Linked DNA regions of Homo sapiens: region 1 is linked to region 2. Evidence: read pairs that join two places in POLR2A ChIA-PET (ENCODE). Cell type or tissue: K562. All regions are shown on one strand. Links, peaks and the distances in the headings refer to the core of each region. The heading gives the core; the rest is flanking DNA. Region 1 has its middle 120 kb from the start of FGF18. Region 2 overlaps FGF18 (fibroblast growth factor 18).

Region 1 (14,929 bases), core at 2,546-10,545, 110 kb before region 2:
CTTTGCTCCCACTTCCTGGCGGGCAGCCTGAAAGGCACACTTTCCACACCACTCCCAGACCCACACCACTAACGACCCCCATATTGACCTCCTGCCCTTCTCTGTCTCATAGCCCTTCTCTGTCTCATAGCCCTGTTCCCCTTGCCAGCACTTTCTGGAATTACCTTCCAAATAAACATGTGTGCTCACATCCTCCTTTCAGAATCAGTTGTGTGCGGGCTGGAGGGGGTAAGTGGTGGGCCATGGGAAGAGGGGGGTCAGCCTTTCTGCCAGGACTGATGATGTTAAGTCATGACCCCAAGGCTGGTGATGTGGCCGCCTGGGCCAGCCCCGCTCTTGTCTCTCTCAGCATCAGTCTACAACTCTGCAAGGCGGAGCTCATCCATTTGAGTACCAGTGAGGTGGGGAGGGTGAGGAGCCTCCACTGGGGCCCTAGGACTCAACGTCCCAGGCAGCCTAGGGACAGAGTTCCCTTCCCAACTTCAAAAGCCCAGTTGGAGCAGTCTTGGGGAACAGGGTGGTTAGGACTCCACCCCAGTTTTCCGGATACTTTCAGTCTGGGTAAGGGGCTCAAGCACCGAAGCCTTTGAACTGCATGCTTGTGGCAGCTGTGGCGCTGCCTTCTGAGTGGCCCTGCTAACCTCCCCTAAGACTCCTTCTCATTGTTCACCCCAGCCCTCACTGCATGTTGAGAAAAACCCTGTGGCCGAAACAAGATGGCATATTAGGATCTGAAAGGAAAGTGCATTTTGAAGGCTGGTCGGGGAGGGCTTCTCTGGTGATGTCCCTGTGATGTCTGAGCTGAGACCTGAAGGTGCAAAGGAACCAGCTGATGGAATACTACTTGACCAGAAAGGGTGTCTCCACCCAGGGCTGACAGATTCAATGCACGCCCTGCCCCCCAGCCAGTGCCAGCCACTACTACAGGCGTGATCTCACTGAATCCTCATAACTCCAGAAGAGTGTTAGGATTCCCATTTGCACATGAGAAAACCGAGGCCCAGAGAGTGCAGTGACCTGCCCAAGGTTGGCACAGCAGGCACGCAGTGCTGCTGGGATTCCTACCCCACAGTTCTGGATCTTGCCCTGAGGTCTTCGCCTGGGCTGTTCTTTGAACAGCCTTCCCTACCCTTCCTTCTCAGGTCCTGACTAAAGCCAACTCACCCAGCTCAGAGGTTACCTTCCAGGTCTTCCAAGAAGCTTCCCTGACCTGCCAAGCCTGAGTTAAGATCCTTTGCTGTGTTTCCACAGGCCCCTAGCTGAGTAGTGACTGCATGGTGTTCAAACTGCCCCTTCACTTCTTTTCCTCATGCCATTCACACGAGTCCAGCAGAATAGTCATGCTAGTAAATGGCCCCGCCCCTGGCGCCGTCTAGAGGCAGGCACCTGGTAGAAGCTAAGCCCATTAGAAACCTTCCCTGGGGCTTTGGAACTGGAACCCAGGAAGAAGAGTCAAGCTCTGCACAGATGGTTGGAACAGAGCCCATAGGAACAAGATCCCCGTTCTGCTGCGGTGACCGAGGAGCAGAAGGGCCCGCAGACCATGAAAGAAGAGTTAAAACCCAGCTAGGAGAGAAGTAGAGGCAAGAGATAAAGAGAAAACACTTCTGGGGCTTCCCACCATGTTTGGTTTGGGGTTCCAGCCCATCCCTGGCTGGAGTCTGACTCTAGGAGGCCGGGCGCTCCCACAGTGTCCTCATTTCTGTTACCACCAAAAGACTTCAAACACAAGAAGCTCAGTCAATGCCTATTAAATGAATAAAGCAGCCCGAACACGGTGCTGATTCCCGTCTCACTGAGTCTTTCTTTGATGTTACATTAATTTAGAGAAAAATAATAATAAAGATAAAACAGGCCAGTCTAGCTGGCAGGCTCTCTGAGCCCAGAAGAGAAGACAGCAGGACATGCCCCCACAAGAGGCCCCAGCACATGGCCCCAGGGGTGTCCGGCCCCTCTTCCCTTCGAGGAGGAGCTGCCCTCACACTCCCCTCGACAGAAGGTCACAGGCGTGAAATGGGTCCCTCCCAGTGACCTGGCCAGGCCTTGGGTGTGAGTTGGAAGAGGCGGCATGGTTTGCTCAGGAGCCAGAGGTCACCAGTCAGAGCGGATGCTTTGAATTTAGACCCGGGTTTATGAGCCGCAGCGGCCGCCAGCGAGGACAGGACCCAGCCCTTCCCAGGCCAGGGGCCGTTGGGAGGAAGGCGCACTTTTAATGGGAGTGTTTCTCCCAAATATTACGCTAGGCAGGGAGTTTGGACCAGAATGAAAGCAGAGGGTCTAATTTTAGACAGTACCTATGAATGAAACTTGACCCAGGCTGGGGAGGAAATACCTTCCACCAGCCCATGCCAGGGCCAGTGTGTATGCTTTACTGCTAAATTAGGCAGCTCCTGCAAACAGGTTACTGCGGGGACTTGGATTTTTTTCCCTTCTTCTCTCCATTAAATTGGTCAGACTCTTTATTTCTAAATATACATTCCCTCCTCCCCTCATCCCCTTTCTTTTATGAAAGCTCCAGGTCACCCCATCCCTGCATGTCCCAGCTAGTTAACCATCTGCCCCTCCTTTTCAATTTCCCCATCCCTTCCCAATTCAGCCCTGCCTAGGACCAAAAGCCCAAGACATTACGTCAAGTGACATGGGACTATAGGGCCCGGGGTGCCACACTACCAAGTACCAGCTTGACTGGGGTCAGATGGTAGCCAGGCTTAGACTATGGAGTTGATGAAGGCAAGGCCCACATCTGTCCTATCCATGGCTGTCTCCCAAGTCCCCAGCAGAGTCCAGCAAGGATCCAGGCTCAGTCAATACCTATCAACTCTTAAGGGAAAAAGACATTTGCCCTCTTGGTTGCTGCATCTGAGCCCAGTTTGAGTAGATCAGAGGTCATCTTCTGACCCAAAATATCTACTCTCCTTGTTTTTGCCTTATTTTTTTTTCTTTAAAATGATTTGGCAAACATCACCTGGGAGAAAAAGAAGCGTATGACCTCCACCTCCATAGATACTGACCTACAGCAGAGAGGGAAAAGGCAGCTGAAGAGACCAACAGGCCAGGGCTCCGATTCCAGCCCTGTCTCTTCCTGTCTGTGTGATCTTTGGCGAGTCTCTTGTCCTCCATAAGCCTCAGTTTCCTCATCCATAAAATAGGGTAGCAATCCCAACTTTTCAGAGTGCCCTGCACCTATGATTCTTTCCCTAGAATGTTCCCCTATCTCTCTTCCCAGCTCCAGCTCCAACCGGGGCCTGGCTAGACTTGGGGGCGAAGGCGGAATCACATCAGCCAAGCAGGACAGAGGCTGGGACGTAGCTCCGTTCCCAGTTTGGGGCGAGGCCCTGGCCAGGCTAAGGATCCGGTTCATCTGTGGCTGGGCTCTGCAGCTTTGGAGCAAAGGCCCAGGGAGCATCCCAGGAGGCCCTTGAGACCGAGCAGCCCTGGGGCAGGGACAGTAGTAAGGACCTCGGTGGTGACAATTGTCATTCCAGCCATGAGACGGGGCCGTGTGGGCTGGCCATGGAGACAACCTGAGTGCCACCCGCACTCCCTCCCCGGCCAGCCCTGACCATTTGCTTGTTGTATGTTGAATGACTCAGCCATTTGGGACCCATTTTCCCTTCTCTAGAAACCTTCCCAGCAATGTTCCTGGGGAGGGAAAAGAAACTTCCCTAGAAGATGTGTTTATCTCCAAGCGCTTATTTTCTTTTGGGGATTTGGGCCGAGAGTACTTAGTGGGGGAAAAAAAAAGACACACTCAAAAAGACTTACACTCAAAAAGGCTTCTTAAAAAGTGTTCTGTGGCTGTCTCTCCCTCTATGCCACGCTTCTCACAACAACCCCCAAAGACTCAGCTACCTCTCTCTAATCGGGTTTTTTGCTATTCCTTCATCCTTTCTCCCTTCTTTCTTTCCTCTTTCTTTCCTTCTTTTCTTTCTTCCCCCTTTCTTTCCTTCTTTTCTTTCTTCATTCTCCTTCCTTTCACTCTCTCTCTTTCTGAATTCTTTCTTCCCTCCCTCCCTCCTTCCTTCCTCTCCCTCTTTCTTTCAATTCATTCCTTCCTCCTTCCTTCCTTCTTTCCTTTCTCCTTTCCTCCCTTTCTTCCTTACTCAAGTTCGGTTCGGCAAACCGGTTGTTTTTTTTTTAATTTTAGCTTTTATTTTAGGTTCAGGGTTACCTATGCAGGTTTGTTTCCTGGGTATATTACGTGAGGCTGAGGTTTGGGGTATGGTTGATCCCATCGCCCAGGTCAGTGCCCAATAAGTAGTTTTTCAGCCCTTCATCCATCCCCACTCTAGTAGTTCCCAGTGTCTAATGTTCTCATCTTCAGCAAACCTTCAAATGCTTACTACGAGTCAGTACTCGGTGAGATGTGGGTAAAGATGGTTATGGTGGTCACACACGGCAAATGCAGAGCCATCTGACTGGCATTGATTCAGCACCCACGACACTCACCCTGCAGGGGGAGAGGGGCACAGCAGCAAATGAACGCACTGGCAGCAGGCAGAGGCAGCACAGGGGAGTCGGTTCTGGGCTCTAGTGCAGGCTCATGGAAGGGGTCCTTAGGGAAATGATGTCCGAGCAAGGCTTTGAAGGTTGAAGAGGAGTCCATCAGAAAGACAAGAAGGGAGTCTTGACTAAGCATCCTAGGAGAGGAGGCAGAGTGCACAGTGACAAAATATGGTCCATATTAGGATGCACAGAGGAACTTGTGGGGTATAAGACACACAAGAGCCAAATACAATGCCGAATTAGTTGAGGGTGCTAAGAACAGAGCAGCGGGCAACAGGGCTCTGAGTTATAATAACTTAGAAGAGCTTGGTCAGGGAAGACAGCCTGGAGGAGGGGCCTGTGAGAAGTCCTTTAATAATAAAAGTATTTCCTCAGGGAAGGACGAAGGATGGGGGAAAGAAGAAGACCGTCTAGAGCAGTGTTCCTCAGGAGCACCTGGGGTGCTTTTAAGAACACATACCCCTGGGCCGGGCATGGTGGCTCACGCCTGTAATCCCAGCACTTTGGGAAGCAGGGGGGTGGGCGGATCACTTGAGGTCAGGAGTTCGAGACCAGCCTAGCTAACATGATGAAACCCTGTCTCTACTATAAATACAAAAATTAGCCAGGTGTGGTGGTGCAGTCCTGTGGTCCCAGCTACTCGGGAGGCTGAGGCACGAGAATCACTAGAACCCAGGAGGTGGAGGTTGGGGTGAACTGAGATCGCATCACTGCACTCAAGCCTGGGCGACAGAGCGAGACTCCATCTCAAAAAAAAACAACAAACACAGACCCCCACCCTACTCCCAGACAGTGGGATTCAATTGGTCTGGGGTGGGGCCCAGGCATCTGTATTTTTTTAAAGTTCTCTGGGATTCTGATGTGCAACTAGGGTTGAGATGCGCTAGTCTGAGCAAAGCAGACAGTAGAAGGAAGGATTTGGGGGGAAGAGCAATGGAAGCTGCACATGGGAAGACACAGGACAGCATGCCAAGGACCTCAGGGTCAGGCTCAGAGGCCTCATCTCCATTCCATTTTCACATGGAAGTCATCAAAAGCTTTTGAGCAGTGGCACTTGTTGGGGCACAATCAGAGTGAAGGCTGCTGGAAGAAGGAAGGGGTTGGAAGTAGGGTGCCTGTTATGGCTGTCGGACAGGGGAGAAATATACAGCCCTGACCCGGAGTGGTGATAGGGGACAGGTTTCTGGACTTGTGGACGACAGGGGGGGATGTCATCAATCCTGGATCTCTGCTAAGGACACTGACCTAGTGCATCTTTGCACATCCATGTGCTGAGTGCTTGTCAAGTTCACTCTGCTAAGGACACTGACCTAGTGCATCTTTGCACATCCATCTCCTGAGTGCTTGTCAAGTTCACTGTCATCACTATGACAACATTATGGCAAGTGTGATTGTTAATGCTATGTGTCAATTTGGCTGGGCCATGGTGCCCAGATATGTGGTCAAACATTATTCTGGATGTTTCTGAGATTAACATTTAAATCAGTGTCTTTTGAGTAAAGCAGATTGCCCTCTGTAATATGAGTGGGCTTCACCCAGTCAGCTGAAGACCTGAATGGAACAAGAAGTCTGACCACCCTTAAGCAAGAGTAAATTCTGCAGCAGATGGTCTTCAGACTGGAACTGCAACATTGGCTCTCATCTGGGTCTCTAAACGCTGGCCCACCCTGCAGATTTTGAACTTGCCAGCCTTCATAATCAAGTGAGCCAATTCCTTAAAATAAATCTCTCTTCACACACACACATGCACATACACACGTATGTGTATGCACACACACACACACGTAGCCTATTGGTTCTGTTTCACTGGAGACTAATACAGTAGAGATACCTCCGCTCCTTTACCACCCTGCAGCTTCAACAGAGCCAAGCTCTCTTGTCCAGCTTTGGCACAGGGATGCCTCTTAGCCAATCCATAAAAACAAGCATGGTGCCACCTTCCTTACCAAAGCCCTGCCTCATTTCTTGCAAGAGCCTGGTGCCGTAAAACTGGGTATACATCTGGATTTTCTTTGCATAAACTAAAATCTCTTAAGTAAACTCAGAGTATCAGACAGGATGCTTTCAGCAAAAAACCAAAAACCCCAACTCATAAGTAAATATTTAGCTTACGTATTAGAAACCCCATGGGTAGGTCAGGCTCCAGGACTGGCACTGCGGTAACTGAGCATTGCCACCAGAGTGGGCTCCTTCCAGCCATCCTCCCTGTCTCAGTGTTAATTTCATCCTCAGCCTGGCAGTAACATGGCCACAGTGGTTCCAGATGTCTCCACCAGACACTGCAACATCAAGGCAAAGTGGCAGATCCTTGCTTCCTGTGGCTGTCTCTTAGGAAAGAGGAAACTCTCCCAAAAGGCCCACAGTAAATTCCCCTCATATCTCATTGGCCAGAACTGGGCCACATGACCACTCCTGAGCCAATCACTACCAAGGTGAGTGAAATCATATTAATTGATTTAGACTAACTACCTCGGATGGGATAGGTGTCAGAATAAATGAAGACAACCAACTTCATTGTCCCCTCACATGTGGGACAAACTCTGTTGAAAGAATCACTCTGGACTTACACCCATTTAATAAATGTTCAGTTAATTAGGTGGGTTCTGACTGGTCAGGTGGTTGCACAGTTGACAATTATTCTGAATTATGTTTTACTACAATATGCCCCTGTGAGTATTTCTAGAAGCCACTAACTGTCTTGCAAATGCCACTACCAACATGTCACTCTTTTCTAGTGAGGTGAGGCTTTCTCCAGCCCTGGGTAAGAGGTCACACTGTATGCAACAAGGATCAGGGAAGAGGGTGACGATGAAATACCTAGCACAGTGCACACAATGCCATCTAATTCCCCCAGGAGCTGTAGAAAGTAATCATCATTCCTTATGTCAGCTAGGGATGCTTCAGATGTGAGTAACAGAACACCCGAAGACGATCAAAGACTTAATTACTTCCTGTAACAAAGAGTCCCAGTTTGATGCAACAGTTCAGTGTTGTCATCAGGATCTTTCTCTCCTTCCCCTGTGTCATTCCCAGTGCATGGGCTTTAATTTATAAGCTCATCATTTCGTTGCTCTATGATGATTTCTTCAGCTGTGACTACCACATTTTTGCACAAATGAATTCACGGCAGGAAATAAAGGGAGACAAAATGTTTTTCATAAACCTCCAACCAGATGTCCTGTTGGTCAGAATTTGGTTACATGTCCGCTTTTAAAACAATTACTGGCTTAGCCCAAACATGACACATCCCCAGGGTAAGGACATCATCAACATGGATGAACTCAGGGCTCTGTTAGATGGAGGTAATAACTATTCAGTGGGCAACGAACAGTGTCTGTCACATGCCTATTCTACAAATGATGAAACAGGCTCCAAGGGGTTAAGCCAAATGCCCAAGGTCACCCAGCATGCAAAAGGCAAAATTACGGCCAGGCCTGGCGGCTCACACCTGTAATCCTAGCATTTGGGAAGGCCAAGACAGGAGAATTGCTTGAGCCCAGGAGTTTGAGACCAGCCTGGGCAACACGGCATAAAACATACCCGATCACCTCTACAAAAAATGAAAAAATTAGCCAGATATGGTGGCATGTGCCTGTTGTCCTAGATACTCAGGAGGCTGAGGCGAGAGGATTGCTTGAGCTAGGGAGGTAGAGGCTGCAGTGAGTTGTGTTCACGCCACTGTACTCCAGCCTGTGCGACAGAGTGAGACCCTGTCTCAAAACAAAACAAAACAAAACAAACAGAAAAAAACACAAAAGCAAAAGCAGGATTCAAATCCAAGTTGAGATATTCCGAATCAAGGGTCTTTCCATAGTGCCGTGATAACAGGTGAAGACGTATGCCTTGAAGCTCATTTTACTCACATTCCTGAATCTTCCGCTGGCCAATTACACACTTCCTGCTGGGCTCCGCCTGGTTACCTCGGTATGAATGATACTCCACACTCACTGACTGATGGCCCCATAACAATTGCAACCAACTGGACAAGGGCTTCTGGTTGCTGTTTGGGGGATACCCGGACACAGCTCCACTGCTCTCAGTGTAGTCATTAACACCCAGCTGTTAAAGGGAATGGCTCCCTGTTTGCACTGAGCCAATTTTATGACATCCAGTGAACATGAGAGAACTGCAACCAGAACCATTTATAGACTTCATCTTAGGGCCTGCAATGATATAAATGTCTAATGCTTTTTCCAGGTGTGGGCTGGGGGAAGCTGTGTGCATAAACCTTGGGTTGAAAAAGGACTGACGTAGGAGGGTTGGGGTCACAGGAAACATGGCTGGAAACTCTGGCTGGGGAACAGGACACCTTCCTCTAGTCCTATCATGATCCTGGGCGGACCATCTCTTCTCTCTGAGCTGTTCTGCTCACCCTCCTTGTTTTTTCCCCCAAATGCCCTGGAAGAAAAGAACTAATTCTTACTCATCTTCATTTCCTTATTAATGGTTAAGGATTGGCACATAATGGGTACTCAGAAAGTATTTGAATGAATGAATGAATGAGTGAATAAACGAAGCGAATGGATGCCTCTCTTCCTTGAGGGAGGAGTAACATCTGATTTCCTCATTCCTATCTGAAACAGAGGAGGAGCTCAACTGCAAGTCTGTTGGGTGAAGACATGAATGAATAAAATGTTTCAAACCTGGGGTTGCATTTACTGAGTTGACTTAGCTGTTGTACTCAATGGTCCCTCTGCCCAGAACCTTCTTCCCCTGACTCACTCAGGTCTCAGCTCAAATCTCGCCTTCTCAGAGCTGCTGTACCCGATCACCCTATCCAAGATTTACCATCCCCTGTTCCAGTGCCTCCTGAAGCTTCATCACACTCCTTGTTCATTTTCCTTCCTGACACTTTTCTTAATATGCAATTATTGCATTTGTTTATAGTCTGTCTCCCCCCACTATGAAATAAGCTCCTTGAAAGTAGGAGCTGTGTCCGTCTCAGTCACTGCAGTACCCCCATTAAAATGTCTGGCACACAGTAAAAGTTCAATAAATATCTTTTGAATGAGTGAATAAGTGAATATGACTTCCAACCTTTTCTCTGGCTGCCAGTGTCCCCCTCTCCAGAGCTGGAGGCTCCTTCCCATTTATTCAAATATTCCAGGGCCCTTTACAATATAAAGCATCTTAAAAGTCTTTCCGGCCTTGGCTTTAGTAACCCTACACCACCTTGGCCCCCTACCCCTCTGACCACATTCCCCATCCTTCTCCTGCCCCCACAGTCCTGAATCTTCTGAATTACTGGTCATGCTTAATTATGGTACAACCATACAATAGAATAAACACTGAAAATGATGTTAAAGAAGCATGTCTATTGACATGGAAAGTCATTCACAATATATTGCTAATTAACAAGGTAATTTTATACAGGTAGTTAGATTCCATTTCTATAAAATCTCTGTGTACAGTTACATGTGAATGTATCACATAAAAACAGAGGTTTATACAAAAAAAATTTAACAGTGATAACATTTGTGTATATTCTTTGTTTATGTCGTCCTTATTTTTTATGATACTCCTGTATCCCTTATACAATTTCTGAAAATATTAAGTTAAACCACATGAAATTGCCATTTTGATAGATCAAAAACAGTAAAATATCTTCTATTTCATATGATTAGTTGAAATAAACAAAAAGAACAGAGAAAACATAAAGACTAAAAGAGCCAAGATTGCATGCCAAGGGGAACTGCGTGCAGGGAAGCCAACCCCACTCAGTAGGACCAGGTTTGGGGAAAGAGAAATGGGGCAGGTCTTTGAAAGCCAAAATGCTGAGTCACCGTGTCCAGTATTAGGACACTGAAGGTCCCTGGTCACTGCTGATTGACAGGTGCTGGGGATTATTGATTAAGCACTGAGACAGCTGGGGGCGATGGACACAGCTGGGGGCTGTCTCCGAGGACTTTTTTGTTCCTTGCCTTGGCTCCTCACATCAAGTGCCCGATTTGGGGATCATGGCACCCACTTATCATTTGAGCAGAAGTCAACTCCGTGCCACTGTCAGCAGCCTGGGAGGCTAAGTCAAGATTCATCAAAGGAAAAAGAGGAAGAGGGAGAAAAGGAGAAGGGGAGGGAAGAAAGGATATTTCTATTTCCCAAGCCCGAGTGTCAATGGCAGGTGCTTTTCCCTGGGTGCTAAGCCTTTACACACCATGGCTTCTGAAAGAGGCAGTGACGCCACACATATCTATGACACTCGTTTGAGAGTACTGAATGCTCAACGTGGGAGGAAGATGACTGATCTGGATGTTCAAAGGAGCCTGTCATGAAGTTTCACAGCAATGACTTTGACATGCTGTGGCATTTGTCAAAAGGTTTTGTTATAGATAAGACACCTCGCTCAGACGTGGGAAGCCAAAGGTGGGGAAGAGTGGGGAGAAGGTGGAGTCTCCCAGGCGTTGGTGACTCAGGGTGTGTGTGTGTGGTCACAACCAGCCCTCAGGCCACATACCAATGCTGTCCCAAACCTTTGAATGGCTAGTGTAGGCTAGCACCCACAGCTTAAAAAGGGGGCTCCATCCACCACTGAAAGGCAGTGACGGTTTAAGCTTAGATACATCTGAGGAAATGACAAGAGAGAAAGCAAATAAATATATCTGTACATGAAAAAAAAAAAAAAAAGCCAAAATGAACATGACAAGACCCACAGTTTGGGGGGAAAAAAAACAATAAATTCTACCAAAAATGACTAAAGGGCTAAAATCTTTATCAAGGGCAAATTAGTTAAGAAAGACACAAAATCAAAAAATAAGTGGGCAAAGGATATAAATTATTATGTCACAAAAAAACCGGGATTTAACAATAAGATACCATCTCACACCAGTCAGAATGACTATTATTATTAATAAAAAGTCAAAAATAACAGATGCTGACGAGATTGTAGAGAGGAAGCAACACTTATATATTGCTGGTAAGAATGTAAATTAGTTCAGCCATTGTAGAAAGCAGTCTGGAGATTTCTCAAAGAATTCAAAATAGAACTACCATTCTTCCCAGCAATCTCATACTGGGTACATACCCAAAGAAATATAAATCATTGTACCACAGATACATTCACACGTATGTTCATCATAGCACTATTGACAGTATCAAAGACATGGAACCAACACCGACATCAATAGTGAACCAGATAAAGAAAATGTGGTACATATATACCATGAAACACTATGCAGCCATAAAAAAGGAGATCATGTCCTTTGCAGCAACATGGATACAGCTGGAGGCCATTATCCTAATCGAATTAATGCGAGAACAGAAACCCAAATACCACAAGCTCTCACATGAATTGTAAGTGGGAGCTAAATATTGAGTCCACATGGACACAAAAAAGGGAACAATAGACACTGAGGCCTACTTGAAGGTGAAGGATGGGAGGATGGTAAGGATTGAAAAACTACCTATCAGAGGCCAGGCACGGTGGCTCACACCTGTAATCCCAGCACTTTGGGAGGTCAAGGTGGGCGAATCTCCTGAGGTCAAGAATTCGAAACCAGCCTGACCAACATGGAGAAACCTTGTCTCTACTAAAAATACAAAATTAGCCAGACTTGGTGGTGCATACCTGTAATCCCAGCAACTTGAGAGGCTGAGGCAGGAGAATCACTTGAACCCGAGAGGCAGAGGTTGCCATGAGCTGAGATAGCGCCATTGCACTCCAGCCTGGGCAACAAGAGCGAAACTCCATCTCAAAAAAAAGAAAGAAAGAAAAACTACCTATCAGAGGCTATGCCAATTACCTAGGTGACAAAATTATCTGTACGCCAAACCCCCGTGACGTGCAGTTTACCCATGATATACCCAACCTGCACATGTACACCTTGGCATAAAATAAAAGTTGGAAAGGAAAAAAAATCTGGATTTAACTTATTTTTTAAAAAACAGGGAATTCAACTTCACCAGCAATCAAAGAAATATAAATTAAAACAAGAAGATGTCAATTCTCTGTTGTCAAATTAACAACAGTTTTAAAGTTTAAAAGTATATAACAGCCCACGCTGATGAGGATGGAGTCATACAGGCATTCTCAATATTTACATGTGGACATGTGAATATATATATATAGGAAATTAACAATGTATAACAGAATTTGTTAAGAGTATTCAAGACCTTTGGCTCAGTAATTCTACTTCTGAGCATCTATCTTAGGAAAGCAATATTTTTTTAAAAAATTAAATTTTATTTAGAATAGTTTAAAAACTGAAACAACTTTAATCTTCAGTAATATTGGGATGATTGGGGAGATGTCAACCTATTAATTCACTTAAAATAATATTATAAAGATCTACAGTGATATGTAAAAGATATATTAATAAATTCAAACAAAAACACATAAAATGCTTATCACCTAATATTAAATGAAGAAAAATCAGGAAGAAAAAACTGCCTATGTAGTGGAATCCATACTCTGTAATAATCAAAATTAAATAGAGTAAAAAAGACAAGAAAGAAATAACTCAAAATGTAAAAAAATTAATGTGATTGGAACATCAGTGATTTAAGGGTTTTCTTCATATTCATCTTATTATCCAGTTTCTTTAATTCCTTATAATGAGAAAAAAGTAAGTAAGCTATACTTTTAACAGACAGAAAAGAACAAAGATGTCTGCAATCTCTATATCATAAATAATAAAGTGCAATGAAGCCAAGTACACGCCCGACCTGTCTGCCCCACCCTGTCTTCCTTCCCCTGAAAGCAGTTCTGGCTCACTCTGTTAGCATGGAACAAATTCACACAGTGCACAAATGTCAGCACACCCAAACAGAAGAAAAAGAAGGAAAAAAAAAAAAAAAGCACAAAATAGAGAAATCTAATGAAACATACGAAGCACCATCAACTTGATACTTAATAGAAATGCCCAAGTAAGATAAAAGCATCTGATCTTCCTGACCTGGGCTTTTTTGTTTAATCTAGAAATATTGAAAAGTGGGCAAAATAGAAAAGGATACTTGAAAAGTGGATTTTAAAAATCTCAAGGGTCTCAAGGGGATTGAAATATTCTTATCTCAAAAGAAATATAAATTTGGTACGTAAAAATTTCTCTGTGAATTTGGGGATGGGTCAATGGAGGCCGCTGTCCTCAGGCAAAAGAGAACCAGCCTTGGGAGTTTAAATCTCCACTCCTTCCTTGGCTGGCTGGATGCGCTCTGTAAGGCACGTCTTCCTTTCCCACAGGCTCAGTCTCCTCATCTGTAAAATAGGCATGCCACCTTCCTAGGTCATAACCAGGAGTCTCTGCTCATTACGACTTCTCTTTTTATTAATTTGTATTTTATTTTTCTTTAGAGACAGGGTCTCACTCTGTAGCCCAGGCTGGAGTGCAGTGGTGCAATCGTAGCTCACTGCAGCCTTGGACTCCTGGGCTCAAGCTATCCTCTCACCTTGGCCTCTTGAAGCACTGGGATGACAGGTGTGAGCCACCACATCTGACCCCACTTCTCTATTAATTAAGCAGCTCCTCTCTGCTGGAGCTGGGCAAGTGCTTCATTATTATCCTAATGAATCAATAATAAGATAGCAAGTGTTAAAAGTGTAGAGGTTACATGTATTCTTGTCTACTTTCCCTTGATGAATTGCTTTTAGATAAAGTTTGCACCCTGAATGCTAGACCCCAAGTAGCAAGGGTCCAACATGGGTTATTTGATCCAACTCTGCACTCAGGCAGGTCTTGAGTTCTCCAGTACATCTACCATGGCTTCCTTCAATCATCAGGCATTTATTGAGCACCTACTCTATGCCAAGCACTGTGCTGGGTGCTGGAGATGTACCCACAGACAAGGCAGCACTGGGCCTTGCTGTCCCAGAGTTTAGGACAGGGACAGAAACAGACCAGGAAAATAGGTCTTTGCAAGACCAACTGATATGTGAAGGATAACAAATCCCAGCTTTACCATTTACTATCCATGTGACCTTGGACACGCGATGCCACCTCTCTATACCTCACCTGTGAAGGGCGGACAATAATAGTTCCCACCTCAGAGGGCATTGAGAGGCTAAAGGGAACTAATATGTATTGAGTGCTTAGAACAGTGCTTGGCACATGCGGACATTATGGAAGCACTTGCTATGAGCATTAGTGTTCACTAATATTTGTATTAGTGTTAGTATTGACATTAAACTTAGTACTAGCCTTAAGGACAGGCACTGTGGCTCATGCCTGTAATCCCAGCACTTTGGGAGGCCAAGGCGGGCAGATCACTTCAGGTCAGGAGTTTGAGACCAGGCTGGTCAACATGGTAAAATCCTGTCTCTACTAAAAAATACAAAAAAAATTAGCAGGGAGTGGTGGTGCATGCCTGTAAGCCCAGCTACTCAGGAGGCTGAGGTGGGAGAATTGTTTGAACCTGGGAGGTGGAGGTTGCAGTGAGCCAAGATCGCACCACTGCACTCCAGCCTGAGCAACAAAGCGAGACTCCATCTCCA
Region 2 (14,929 bases), core at 2,891-10,890:
TCTGGGAAGGCGGAGCGCTGCCTGTTTCACTCACTGCTGAGCACCTTTGTGGACCAGGGGCTTGGGATGTCTCACTCCTCCCAGCCATTGCAGAGGCAGCATAGGCAGGGGAGCGGGGTGAGTTCCCAAGTACTCCAGGAGGGTTGGGCAGTTCCAGGGTCAAGGGCAGGTCAACAGGACCATGGCCCAAGGTGTTAATGAGTGCCACATATCACAGGTGCACAGGCTCAAGCTCAAAGCACCCATATGCACACGCGCACATAACACACACACTAGGCTGATTTTCACCACCAGCAGCTTCCTAAAAGCATCACCTCGAGGCTCCTGCCCCTTGAAGTGGCTGAACCTGGGGCTGGTGAGTGGTGGCATGGGAACAGCCACCTGCTTTAGGCCATCCCAGGCAAGCCACTGATACCACAGCAAATGCGACTTATGGGGCATTTACCGGCCAAAGAACTTTTCATTCACATCTTCAGTTAGTACTCCTGACAATGCTCTCAAGGATTCACTATTGCATCCCCATTTTATAGATCAGGAAACAGACCCAGAAAGGGTCAGTGCCAGGTCCAAGATCACACAGCCAGGAGCAGCAAGGCTGGCATTTGAACTTGAGGTCTCTGAGGCCAGGAAGGACATGTACACGGGTACACGGAGTAGGAGGAGAGGGTTGGCACATACCATACTTGTCCCCATCCTCGCCGCGGGCACTGATCCTGCGGCCCAGGACCTGGATGTGTTTCCCACTGGTCCGGCTGTAGAGCTGGTACAGCCGCAGCTGCTTACGGCTCACATCGTCCCGAGCCCGCGTCTGGTTCTCCACGTGGATGCGGAAGTCCACGTTCTCCTCGGCAACCAGCACCTGGGCAGGGAAAAGGACACAGTAAGCCACCCCAGATGTCCCAGGCCCACTGCATGCAGGAGCCAGCCACGTCCACCACAAAGACCAAGGGCTTCTCTACACCGGCTCTGAGCCAGGCCGTGGCACACACTGATAACCACCCCCTCACTACCCCCATTCAAAGACAAGGCAACCGGGGCTCTGAGAGGCGAGGCAAGTTGCCCAAGGTGGCCCAGCCAGAAAGTGGCAAAGCTAAGAATCAGGCCTAGGTCTATGCGACAACAAAGCTTCTCTTTCCACCACAGCCACATATTAAAGCAAGAACGATTCTCGGTAAAATGGTGGGGCAGAGCTCCTACCCTGATTCCATCCCAGGGTAGCTGTGAGGACTAAGTGAGCAAACGGGAAGAAAAGTACTCCAATCCACGTGGAGATGGGTGAGGAACGAGAGGGGATGGAACGCTGGGTCCATGGGGAAAGAAGGAGGCCTGGAAAGCCTCATCCAGGGAACCAACAGGCCAAGTCCGCTGTGACTTCTCCCCCTGCAGCTGATGCTGGGGTCTCCTCCCCACACCCCAAGTGTCCTCATGCTGGCTCCCACACCAAGCATTTGCCCACATCCTGAGCTCCTCTAGGAGAAGCCTTTGTTTTGCATCTGCCACCAAAACTTCAGTTCCCTTGAGGCTTAGCTTGTGCCTGTCCACATCCTCCAGGAAGCCTTCCCTGGTTATACCAACACATATCGTGCTCATCTTCCTTCCCTTCTCATTGGGACAACTTGCACCTGCCTCCTCACTGGCCTTCTGCTTCCACTCTCGCCCCCTGGTAGTCTCTCTTCTACCAAACCCAATCCCCTCTCCACACTCTCCGGGGCTTCCCATCACACTTCAGTGAAGGATTCCTCCAAGGCCTCAAGGCCCTACAAGGTGAGCCCCTGACTGCTTTCCCACCTTCCTCTCCCACCACTCCCTCCCCACCAGCCACGCTGGCCACTGGCCACCTTGGCATGGCTCTGGGCATTCCAAAATCAAAACACACTCCTGCCCCAGGGCCTTTGCACTTCTTCTTCCCTCTGCTTTGATGCTCTTTCTCAGATCCTTACATTCTAACCCCTTGAGCTCACTCGGGTCTCTGCTCAAATGTCACCTCCTCAAGCAGGCCTTCCTGGACCCCTTTCTGAAGCCACCTCCAGCTCTGACACTCTCCCTCCCCTCAACCATGCTTTGCGCTTCTTTCCAGCACTTATCTGGGTTTTGTCTTTTGGCCCCAGTAGACTGGCAGCACCATCAAAAAAAAAAAAAAAAGGGAGAGAAAGCTGGAGCAGTGTCTCTCATTTGCCACTATATCCGCAGCACCTAACACGGTAGAAACTCAAACGCTTCTTGAATGGATACATAAACAAATGTTGAAAAGACCTGGAGTCCTGCTGTGCCATTTACCATTGGAGCAGGGTCCCCTACACCCTGCTGGTTGTATGCATGTCCTATCCCATGTCAACCACAAGGCTGAGCCATTCCTGAAGCCCAGACAGCATTCTGGGTTTGTTCCCTGTGTGCCCACAAAGTCTATCACAATGCTAGGCACAAGGGACCCCCATTCCCACGCTGGCACGCCCCCACTCAGCCCATGGCAGAGCTCTTGGGACCCTGGCTGCCCAAACATCTGTCTCACCTCTCAGCTGTGAGCTCCCAAGGGCAGGGATGTGTTTCCTTCATTTGCTACAGCAGGATCTCTGTCCCCAAGCTGACCTGCATGTATCTCCCGATCCTGGACTGGGCCCACAGGTATGTCAGCAGGACCACATTGTTGAACCTTCATGATTGTCCTCAGGGTGGAAGCATCATCCCACATTATGGATGAGGAAACTGTCAGCTCCACTGACAAGGCCCCAGAGCAGTAATGCAGAATTAACCCCAGGCCTTGTGACCCTAAAGACTGTGTTTCCTGTGCCCCACCCCTGCGGGCAGCCCCAGGCCACTGCCTTGCGGGGCCCTGCCTGCCCCACCAGTGCTGTCAGGAGCTGGCCCTGGGTTCAAAACCCAGGATGTGCCACTCTCTAGCTAAGGGACCTTATGCAAGTTATTAAACTCTAGTGCCTGTTTCCTCACCTATAAAATAGGGTGATGATAACAGCACCCTCCTCATGAGTGGCTGCAAAGGTTAAACATATAAAGCAATATATTAAGTGCTCAGAGCAGTGCCTGGCTCAGTAGGGGTAACTAGTGATAGAACACAAGGGAACCCTTTATGGGGCCCTAGGTGAAGCCCTGCAAACCAGATTTATATCTGGGAAGATGCTATTGCTTTTGATAGTCCTGACAACCTTGCACCATGAGAACGCTTATCACCCTCATTGAATGGATGGAGACACTAAGGCCCAGAAAAGTTAAGTCCATTGCTCCAAACCACACAGCCCAGTGAGGCAGGGCCTGGCCTGCTGGCCCACCATGTGTGCCTCCTCTTCACTTCCCCCAGCCCTCAGCAGCCACACACAGTCACCACTCACAGCCCGGGTCTGATACCTGGGTCCCGCCTCCTTCCACATCCTGCTGCTCAGGGACAGAAGAACTCCAGTGCTCCTGAGGCCCACACCTGGTGGGCATTTGTCCGGAAGACTCCCCACCCATGGCCTTTGACCTTCCTGGAATGACTTCCGGAGGTGGCTGGCCCTGTCCCCTCCCCCAAGGGCAGGCCTCTGGCGTCCCCTCCCTGTCCTTCTACTCTCCTCCTGCTCACAGGAGACCTTATCGACCAGAGGTCAAACCAATCTCCTTCCCCCAGGTCCCCAAGGGGAGCTGCCCTGCCCCAGAAGCCGGCCTCCCATTAATGATTTTCTCCCTGGCCCACTGGACAGAGGCAGTGTGGGTGACCCAGGGTCAGCAGGGGCTATCGGGTGGCACTTCCCCAGGATGCGGGAGGGAACAATCCATCTTGCCCAGCTCCCACCATTGAAGCCCCATTCTGTGGCCAGATCAGCCCCCAGGGAGGTGGCGGGGGTGGCCTCTGGTGGCCTCTGGCTCGGAAACAAGGTCTGTTCTCCTGGAAAGGCAGGAAGCACCCCGGGCTTCCCAGGCAAGACCTCTGGAGGGTGTGACACGTCCTACCCCGAAGCCTTTCCTAGCCCCACCTCCCAGGCTGGGTGAGGGCCCCCGAACACTCTACTGCAATGGCTTATTGTCCCAAGTCCAGTGTGACTGGTTCATCCCTGAATCTCACCTCTGCCCTCAGAAGGCAACCAGCAAACGCATGCCAAAAGGCGGCGGCCAAAAGTGAGGGAAATCTGGAGGCCAACATCAGCCCTCCCACTTACCAACCAGAGTGCCCCACAGAGGGATGTGTTAAGGCAACTGACTACCCAGCATTCCCCTGTTCCAGACACTCTGCTAAGAAGACCCCTAGGCTGGTCGCAGTGGCTCAGCACTTTGGAAGGCCGAGGTGGGCGGATCGCTTGAGGCCAGGAGTTCAAGACCAGCTTGAGGCCAGGAGTTCAAGACCATCTTAACATACTGAAACCCTGTCTCTACTGAAAATACAAAAATTAGCCAGGTGTGGTGGTGCATGCCTGTAATCCCAGCTACTCAGGAGGCTGAGGCCGGAGAATCACTTGAAACTGGGAGGCAGAGGTTGCCATGAGCCGAGATTGCACCACTGCACTCCAGCCTGGGTGATAGAGTGAGAATCTGTCTGAAATAAATAAATAAATGAATAAATAAGTAAATATAATTTTTATAAAAAAGAAGAAGAAGAAGAAGAAAATGACCCCCAGACATGGCACCTCAGCGACCCGTGGAGGTGAGCACCAGTTAAAGCCCATTTCAAGGTCTGCTGCCAGAGCACATGCATAGCGGGGCTGCCTCGGGAACATCCACTTCTCCTGTCCTACTAGCTGCGTGGCAGGTCACTTGGCTCGGTGCCCTGCAAGGGGGGCCTATCTTCAAGGTCTTCCCAGAACAGTCAATTTTGCTGTCGGCCTGGCTAACACCCCTCCAGGCATCCAATGATCAGGGGTGTTGAAAAGCTGCGGTTTGAAGAAAATCAAATTGCTGCAACTCTTTTTTCTTTTTTGAGACTGAGTCTCACTCTGTCACCCAGACTGGAGTGCAGTGGCGCGATCTCGGCTCACTGCAACCTCCGCCTCCCCGGTTCAAGTGATTCTCGTGCCTCAGCCTCCCCGAGTAGCTGGGATTACAGGTGCCCACCACCACACCGGCTAATTTTTGTATTTTTGGTAGAGACAGGGTTGGCCAGGCTGGTCTTGAACTCCTGACCTCAGGTGATCTGCCCACCTCGGCCTCCCAAAGTGCTGGGATTACAGGTGTGAGCCACCGCGCCCAGTCTGCTGCAACTCTCGAAAGGAGAGAAGGGTTGGTGCATAAAGGAAGTCTTCTACGGAAACAAGGTGCCTTTTGTCACTCCACCTTTCCTGCCACGCCATGCACATGGATTATCTTTTGGGTGGAAGCAGCTTTTCTCACAGCATGGTGGCCTAGGGTCCCCTTCAGCCTAAGATCCCAACTGTCCCCAGCCCCTGCTTCCCCTGCCTTGAGGGCTTCAGTTCTGGTAGAAATCTTCACTCTACCAATGCAGCAACTACACAGAGGCAACGAGGCCCCAAGAGGCTCAAATCCCTCCCCCAAGCCTTCCAAGGTCCCCCGGCCCTGGGGACAATCATGGGGCTCAGTGGCACAGAGCCCACCCACCTTCTGCCTTCGGTCTCATCCTCTCCCGGTGCAGCTCTTAACACAAAATGTGATGCCATGTCCCTGCCCAGGCTCCCTATTACCCAGGACAACAGCCAAGTGTCATCCTTACAATTGAGCCCTGTCTACCTTGCAAGCTTCCCCTCTTAGGCACCTTGGTAAGAACCTTCCACGTGATGAAAAGAGGTTGAGGTGAGCCCCCAGCCTAGTACCAGCTTCCAGAGATCAACCAAGGTACCACCTCACACCAGAGCATCCAGCAGCCTCCATCACTCCCTCTGGCTTGAAGATTTTAGCCTCTCCAGCCCACTCATGGCTGAAAAGCATGTTTGGGATTTTCCTCTTTCTTCCTGGCCCCCATTTCCACCTTCCACAAATGTGCGTCACATCACACATCACCTATGTACACACACCACACACGCAACACTCACACAGGAACCAGCACTGGCTGACCTTAGCTGTCACCTGGCTTCACCCCCAGTCAACCCACTTATTCGACTTCTTTAGCTCTCAGTTTTCCCATCAGCAAAATGGGGACTGTTGATAATATTTATCTCAGAAAAAGATTATATTAGTAACAATCATTACTCTTTTTTCTTTTTTTTTTTTTTTTTTTTTTGAGACGGAGTCTTGCTCTGTCGCCCAGGCCGGACTACGGACTGCAGTGGCGCAATCTCGGCTCACTGCAAGCTCCGCTTCCCGGGTTCACGCCATTCTCCTGCCTCAGCCTCCCGAGTAGCTGGGACTACAGGCGCCCGCCACCGCGCCCGGCTAATTTTTTGTATTTTTAGTAGAGACGGGGTTTCACCTTGTTAGCCAGGATGGTCTCGATCTCCTGACCTCATGATCCACCCGCCTCGGCCTCCCAAAGTGCTGGGATTACAGGCGTGAGCCACCGCGCCCGGCCCTCTTTTTTCTTTAGTTTAGTTTTGTTTCTTAATCAGGCATTGTGTGTTGAGCACTTCCTCTGTGCTAGGAATCTCTTGAGGGATGTCTTCCTATGTAATGCCCAGAACAAACCCTATGAGTTGGTACAATTTTTTTTTTTTTTTTTTTGAGACACAGTCTTACTCTGTTGCCCAGGCTGGAGTGCAATGGCGTGATCTTGGCTCACTGCAATCTCCGCCACCTGGGTTCATGTGATTCTCCCGCCTCAGCCTCTGGAGTAGCTGGGATTACAGGCGCCTGCCACCGCGCCCAGTGAATTTTTATAGTTTTTAGTAGAGACGGGATTTCACCATCTTGGCCAGGCTGGTCTTGAACTCCTGACCTCATGATCCACCCGCCTCGGCCTCCCAAAGTGCTGGGATTACAGGCGTGAGCCACCGCGCTCAGCCTGGTACGATTATTATTCCCATTTTACAGAGAGGGAAACTGAGGCTCAGAGAGGTTACATCACTTGTTCTATGTCACAGAATTGGTGAGAAATCAAGATGCAAATCCAGCCCAGGCTCTCTCCTGCTTTGCCCTCGCCTGCCACTGTTCTCCCTCCTCTTCCTCACCCACCTCCTTTCTACTTTTCCAGGACGACAACTGGTTCAGGCCACAGGCCATAGTTTGGGGGTAAGGAGGTTGGAATATTGTCCACAAAAAGCTGGGGCCCTTGAGCTTTCTGCCCCCACCCAAGAGACAGGGATGCAGCCCCACGGCCTCTCCCGCCCAGGCCTCATCCTCTGATCCTTGAGGCTTCATGAAACCCATGCTCCTGTCTCCAGGCAACCTGCCCAGAAAGGGAGGGTCTCCCTGGTCCCAGGAGGGGCAGCCCCCAGACTTCCAGCCACATTCCACACCACCTGGCTCCTCCAGCAGCAGCAGCATCGGGCCAGCCAAGGCTTTCAGAGCTTCTCCAAACTCTGGATTCAAACTGGAGACCTTCACTCCTCTCCAGTGGGGGTTCCCGATAAAGTCAGCCACTCTCTCCACCTGAAAACGCAGCTCCCCTAACTCTTCCTGGACTCTGGCCCAAGGGACGCTCTCTGGATTACTGTCATTGAGAGTGAAGCTCACGTTGGCTCCCACTGGCTGGGCACTTGCCCCCATGCCAGGGCCCATGTCCGCTCCTCACACAACCTGAGCAGCTGAAACTATTACTATCCCTGTGTTCCAGGTGACAAAGGAAGACACAGAGAGGCCACGGGACTGGCCCAAATTGAACAGAAACTGAAAGAGCCACGATCTGAACCCATCTCTGGATCTGAAGCCCATGAGTTTCCCATGGATGGAAAGGGGAGGAGGAAGGCCGGGCCCACCCTGAATCTGAGTGTGGCTCTGATGGGTGCCCCCACCTCCTCAACCCCGGGCTTCTGGCCTCTTTCCTGTGACACTCCGCACACCAACTCAGCCAGGACAGACAGTGACGCCGCAAAGGGCCCTTCCCCACCCCCCAGACTGTCCATTATGCTCCCAGGGCTATCAATGTATTGATTGGCAGGGTTGAGCCATCAGCAGGGGAGGGGGGCACTGCAGGATGGGGGGTTGGGCCCGAGGGTCGGCCTCCCTCTCCCCATACATCAGCCTTCATGGTACAGATCATCAATATGGGCACCGCTGCTGCAGGCAGCCAACCCTGGAGCCGTAAAGACCCATGGCCTGTTCTCTCTCTCCCTTTCCTCTTCCCACTGATCCCTGTTTCAATTCCAGCTCCCTAAAGCCCCTGGGTAGGGAGAATGGCCATCCATGCCCATGAGGTAACAAGCCCTTTATTCCAGCATTCAAAGCCCACCACGGTCTTTTCCATCATCCCCATTCCTGGGAATGGATGCGCCAGCCACCCCAGTCAGCTTGGAGCTCTGTGAGTCCACCAGGCTGATCCCTGCTTCCAGTAGCACCGTTCCATATGCCTGCAAGGCTCTTCCATATATGCGCATAGACACATGCACGCACGCAGAGGCTCACAGTGTCCTCTTCACCCGGTTTGCTCTTATTTCAAGGTCTACGTGAAACATCTACCCAGGCCAGACCCTCTTGCCCCAGAGTCTGGTTCAAGGCCTGTCAGCAGAGTACCTGCTGCACCCTTGAGCTCTTGCTCCCCAGCACATACTCCCAGTTTCTCTCAAGTTTCCAATGGCTGGGATAGGTGCTGGCCCTCTCTGTGCCCCAGCCCCTGGCACAGATGAGTGGGTGGGGGGATTCAGTCTGGATCCCGGTCCCCAGAGAACCTCTCCCTCAAACCTCCACTCACTGACCCAACATTCCTCCAGCATGCCAGGTCTGTGCCAGGTGCCATGGTGCCTGCAGCAGGGGTCAGACCTCCCTTTGACTTCCAGGAACCCGTGGGCTGGTGGACAATCCGGCCTTGAGACACCCCAGAGTTGAATGCAGATACGCAGCTCACATTTACTTAACACTTATCATGAGCCAGGCGCTATGCCAAGTGCCTCCCCCGGGCAGGGGGAACTCACCCTTTCAGCAACCCCAGGAGGGAGGTTCTGTCCTGATGCCTACAGGAATGATAAGCCACAGAGAGGCCAGTCAATCACTCGGTCACACGGCCAACTGAAGCGTGCTGGGCCCAGAACCCACCCATCCCTGTGAGCCCCGCAGAGCGCCCTGGATCAAAGACAGTGGCCAAGCGCTATGCGATTCCAAGGCAGAAGGTGGGATGGGGATCGGGGGAAACAGAGCTTCTCGAAGTACGTGCCATCTCTTCATGGGGAACACTTGGAAGGAAAAGCCTTGGATACCTTCTTCATTCCCCTCAAAACCAGTCCAGGGCCAGGTATGCAGCAAGCGTCCCATAAATGTTTGTGGATTGTTGATGACGAGCAACACTATATTTGAGTGCCTACTACATAGCTAGTCATCAATTACTCCTACCAACAGGCCAGGGGAGTGGGATGAGCATCCTTATTTTGCCCATGGGGAGGAAGTGGAGACTCAGAGAGGTTAAGGGCCTCGCCCAAGGCCACACAGTCTTGAGTGGTAGAGTGGCAATTAAATCCAGACCTAAGTCCAAAGCCTGTGCTCCCAACTCAGACTGGAGGAGGCCTGATGTCACTGATCCAAGGAACACGTCCTTTCTAGCTTTCCCTAGCACCCCACAGCATGTTACGTACCTAACACAGACAATATAATTGATTGAACAATTACTTTTACTAAATTACTCATCGAGTGTTTTGCCATTGTGCTAGCTACTCTGTGTGCAATATCCCACTTAGTTCTCACAATAACCCTTAAGAAGTAGGTATTTCTCTTTTTTTTTTTTTTTCCCAGATGGAGCGTCGCTCTTGCCCAGGCTGGAGTGCAGTGGCGTGATCTTGGCTCACCGCAACCTCCGTCTCCCAGGTTCAAGCGATTCTCCTGTCTCAGCTTTCTGAGTAGCTGGGATCACAGGCACCCACTATGCCCGGCTAATTTTTTCTATTTTTAGTAGGGGCGGGGTTTCACCATGTTGGCCAGGCTGGTCTCAAACTCCTGACCTCAAGTGATCTGCCTGTATCGGCCTCCCAAAGTGCTGGGATTATAGGCGTGAGCCACCACGCCCGGCCAGAAGTAGGTATTTCTCATGATCCCATTTTACAGATGGGGAAACTGAGGTGCAGAAAATTGAAGGTTAAGGAATATTTGCAGAGCAGCTGCCAAGAAGCACAGCCAGGATTCAACCTAGGTTTCCCCTACGCCAAAGCCTATGCATTCAAGCATCACAGAAGCCACTGACCTCGCCTCACTGATACCCAGGCGGGTAAATCAAAGCTCAGAGAGAGAGGTCAGTGAGCCCAGGACAGAGCCAGGATTGGAACCCAGGTATTCAGGGATTCCACTCTGTGGCCCACAGGGGGCTTGTCTTTGGCCCCATCCTTGGCACAACAGCATTTTGAATGGCCTGAGGCCTTTTGCCACTGAGACGTCAGAGCAAACACACTGCTAGCAAGCCGGACCAAAGCCCACGGGGCCTCCTGACCTGCTGCAGTTTCAGAATAAATCCCCATGCTCAGGCCCACAGTGCTGACAGCAGGCCCAAGCCCCTTCTAAGGCCAGCCCTCCCCTCCATGCACTGCCATGGGGTCTTATGAGTTAGAGAAGAGCCAACACAGCAAAAGCTAGGAGCATACAGAGGTTCCTCAGAGCAGCCCTTACCCACAGAAAGGAGAAATCAACACCTCCCCTCCCACAGTGACGACAAGGCAGCAGCCCTGGGGAAGGACTCTATATCTGATGGGGGCGGGCAGGGGGCAAGGGAACCCTCCTAGAGTAAGAGGCATAGGAGCAGGGTCTGGACTACAAACAAGAGTTTGGGTGATGCACTGTCCCTCCACAACTACCTGAGGCAGTAGGGATGATTTCTTTGGTTGTTTTTTCCCATTGTACACATGCAGAAGCTGAGACCCAGGGGAGTTAAGTAACTTGCCCGAGGTCACACAGCAAAGAGAAAGCAGAGCCACACTCCAGAGCCCTCATACAAGTAAGCTTGAGTCCTAGAGCCGGACAGACACAGAGCTGAATCCAGCTCTGCCTCTCTCTTGCTATGTGACCAAACGCAGGTTACTTTATGCACCGGTGCCTCTCTTGTTCTTCCTCTGTAGAATTCCCTAGTTCCAGGCTGGTTGTGAGGCTTGACCTGGATAATGTGCAAAAGCACATGGCTGGCCAGGCGCAGTGGCTCATGCCAGTAATCCCAGCACTTTGGGAGGCCGAGGCAAGCAGATCACGAGGTCAGGAGACCGAGACCATCCTAGCAAACACAGTGAAACCCCATCTCTACTAAAAATACAAAAAATTAGCCGGGCATGGTGGCTCGTGCCTGTAGTCCCAGCTACTCGGGAGGCTGAAGCAGGAGAATGGCGTGAACCCGGCAGGCAGAGCTTACAGTGAACCGAGATCACGCCACTGCACTCCAGCCTGGGCAACAGGGCGAGACTCCATCTCAAAAAAAAAAAAAAAAAAAGCACATGGCGGCCAGGTGCAGTGGCTCATGCCAGTAATCCCAGCACTTTGGGAGTCCGAGGCGGGTGGATCACCTGAGGTCAGGAGTTCAAGACCAGCCTGGCCAACATGGTGAAACTCCATCTCTACTAAAAATACAAAAATTACCCAGACATGGTGGCATGCAGGCTGAGGCAGGAGGACTGCTTGAACCTGGGAGGCAGAGGTTGCAGTTAGCCGAGATCGCACCATTGCACTCCAGCCTGGGCAACAGAGTGAGACTCCAACTCAACAACAGTAACAAAAAAAGCACTTGGCATGTAGTGAGTGCACTATACCTGGTGGTCACTATGAATATTGTTGTTGTTTTTGATGGCTTGATGTGACTGCACCCCAATTTTCCACACCCACAAGTCTCCTGCTAGAGGACTAGGTCAGAACCAAAAGGCCCTGCAGAAAATGGAAGTCTCTTCCCATTACCCCTCTAGTCTCCCTTTGGGGGTCCAGTGCGTCCTTGGAGCTGCCCAGGGCAGGGTGGAGGCTGCATCTGTGACCGATGGGCTGCCCCAAGCCTGCTGACACTGGCCGTGCCAACCACAAGAAATTCTAAAAATCCACCTCCTTATCTCAGAGCGGGTGACACTCCCAAGCTTCAGGAATGCTGATGGGGAGCCCCGCCCCCTCCCCTCCCCCTCCCCCTTCCCCCTCTGCTGGGGATAGGCTGGAAGAGGAGTGCTGAATCCTCTGGGCCCCAGCCCCCAAGTACCCCCCTCTAACTCTGGGACCCTCTCAGATCAACACATTCCAGGAGGATCAGGACCTGCAGACTCCAAGTCAGACACCCTCAAGCCCAGAGACGCCTACCTGGGCTCTCAACATCCCCCTTATACCAGAATCCAAAGAGAATCTCACTGCAGATCCCTAGCATGTCTCTAAGGACTCCATGGGCCCACCAATATTCTTCTGAATAATTTCAGGATTCTTTGAGAAGAAGGTCCATCTGCTATGGTAGAAAGAATACAAGATCTTGAATCCAGCATCTTGGGTCTGAACAAATCCCTTCCTCATTCTGTGCCTCGGTTTCTCCATCTGTGAAACAGAATTATTACCCTCTCTTGGCCTCCCTGTAGAATGGTTGAAAGAAGTGAACCAGCTTCCCAATGTAAGGGACACTTTAGAATTTCTACAAGTACCATCTTTTTCCTTCATGCAAATCACTGCTCCTGGGACTCAGTTTCTTCCCCTGCTAAACGGGAGGAAGATGTATGTGCCTGCCTCACTCCACTTCACAGTGCTGGGAGAGGAGGGGGCAGAATAGACAAGGCTCTGTTCATCTGGCACTTTCTCCCTTTAAACTGGGAGCTCTTGGAGGCCAGGGACTGACTAGACCTTATTCCCAAGGCAGCAAGAAGCAGGCTCCCAGCAAGTATGTGCTGAATGAATACCTGACTGTGGATGGATGGATGATGTTGCTTTAGGAAATTAAAAGGCCAGGTGGATGGCTCACACCTGTAATCCCAGCACTTTGGGAGGCCAAGGCAGGCAGATCACCTGAGGTCAGGAGTTCGAGACCAGCCTGGCCAACATGGTGAAACCCTGTCTCTACTAAAAATACAAAAATTAGCCCAGCATGGTGGTGTGTACCTGTAATCCCAGCTACTTGGGAGGCTGAGGAGAGTGACTTGAACCCAGGAGACAGAGGTTGCAGTTAGCCAAGATCACGCCACTGCACTCCAGCCTGGGTGACAGAGCACAAAAAAAAAAAAAAAAAAAAAAAAGTGCCATCCACTAACAGAGCATCCCATCCTCTTTTTGCACCAAAGGACACTGTCTCCAGCTTCCCCATCCTAACCAGCTTAAAGAAAGGGTCTAAACCTCACTGAGGAGGCTGGGTGTGGGGGTGGTCAGGCCGAGAGGGGGCGTGGAAGGAAACTTCCAAACTTGAACACTTCTTGTGGTGAGAGAGGAAGTGGCGCTGCAGGAGGGACAAGGGGCTAAGGGGCTGGCAGGAGGGACAAGAGGCCAGGGGATGCCCCCCCACCCCGCCGAGCCTGGCCCGCCTCATGCCTGGTCTGTCTGGGGAAGGCCAGGACCTAGCCGAGCCTGGCGGCAGGAACAATGTCAGGCAGGTGCCGGCCGAGCTGCGTGAAAGGCCCAGCCCGGTGTCATTGTCAGAGCTCAGCCAAGTGCAGAAAAGCAATTTACTGGTCACGCCGTTTGCTCCCCACGGAAATTTTTAAAATTCTTCCAATTTGAGCTATCTACGGTGTCCTGAGTCGTGTGGAGAAGGGATGAAGGGATTTTATTAAATTCCCAGCTTCCCACTTCCCAGGGTGGCCAGCGGGTGAGGGCGGGCTCACCACTTTGGGGGTGGGCAGGACAGTGTCTGGCACTGAATGTGCTCATGGAAACGTAGCTGGGGGCAGGGACCCATTCTGAGCCCGGTAGCGATGGACAGGAAGAAAGGAGGGGCCCAGAAACTCCACCGCTAAGACTGGACCAGTCCTGGAAAACACTGCGAGGGGAGGGAAGGGCGTAGGCGCATCCATTTCCCAGCAGCCACAATGTGCCTTCCTGGGTGGATGAGAACTGGCAAAACTACCCCACCCCCCATCATATACCAGTTCAACTCCATGACCAACCATTTCATAAATGATGCAGCTAAGACTCTGGGGATCCACAGAGAGGGAAAGATGGAGCTGGAGCTGGGGTTCAGGCCTAGGCCACTGGATTGCAAAGCCCTGAGCCCTTCCTGCCATGTAGAGAGGCCTCCCTGGCCCCGGCTCACCCTAAAGGAGCTTGAACTGCTACCCGCTAAGTGCAGCCTACCCAAACCTCAGCAGGGAGCAGGCCCCAGATTCCTGGCAGTTAACATCATTTGGCTCCTACCCCTCATTTCAACCATTAAGGCCACCCCACCTTTGCCCCTGTAGTGTGAATGGGGACATAAGCCTGACAACCTTGCCCATAACTCCCAGGATAACATTTCTTTATCTTTAGGGGTCATAGATGTTTTGAAACTCTGTGGGGAGCAGGCAACCCTCTTCCAGACACAGCACATTTGAGCACCATTTTTGTGCAGTGTTTCAGGGACCTCCCCCTCCCACAATCCCATCCTTTGACACTCCAAGGGTACATGGACCATGGGTTAAAAACATCAGTCTTATGGCACTTTGGATGCAGAAAGGCCGGTGGGGACAAGGGGGAAGGTGGAGGTGGTGGGGAGAGGAGGATCCCTCACCTGCTTGAAGGCTGCCTCTTGACCTAACCAGGGCAGACCACCCAGCTCTTTCCCAAGATGCTGGCTCTAGCTCTGGCCAGGAGGTGGAGGTGGGATGCAGAGTCCACACTCCCTCCCTCCAGCTCCCACGGAGAACACAAAGACCACACAGCAGCCCCTCCTGGGCCCTACTTCAAGAAGAACCAACAGCAGCAGGCATCCAGAGGCTTGAGCCACACATCCGCAGGCCTCCCTGCTACTCCTTGCCCATTTCATCCCTCCTGCCCCCAGGCACAGCACTCTGGAAAA

What was found. Peaks named below come from ENCODE experiments on the same cell type or tissue, not always from the same donor. Only the 100,000 strongest peaks of a DNase experiment are listed, where the experiment ranks them.
Region 1: POLR2A ChIA-PET joins it to region 2 with 7 read pairs; 2 of 35 experiments call an interaction of 5 or more read pairs at or near these places.

Annotation. Positions count from the first base shown.
Region 1 is chr5:171,530,103-171,545,031 of GRCh38, reverse strand. No RefSeq gene overlaps it. Among named protein-coding and RNA genes, the nearest start is that of FGF18, 120 kb to the right of the region's middle. In K562, for the core only: no CTCF peak of the experiment used is centred there; DNase peaks (open chromatin) are centred at 6,911 and 10,311; H3K27me3 peaks cover 3,898 bases.
Region 2 is chr5:171,422,023-171,436,951 of GRCh38, reverse strand. It overlaps FGF18 (fibroblast growth factor 18), which reads right to left. Exons shown (of 5, transcript NM_003862.3): 3 at 679-859. Among named protein-coding and RNA genes, the nearest start is that of FGF18, 9.8 kb to the right of the region's middle. RefSeq lists an enhancer at 2,178-2,713. In K562, for the core only: no CTCF peak of the experiment used is centred there; no DNase peak of the experiment used is centred there; H3K27me3 peaks cover 2,459 bases.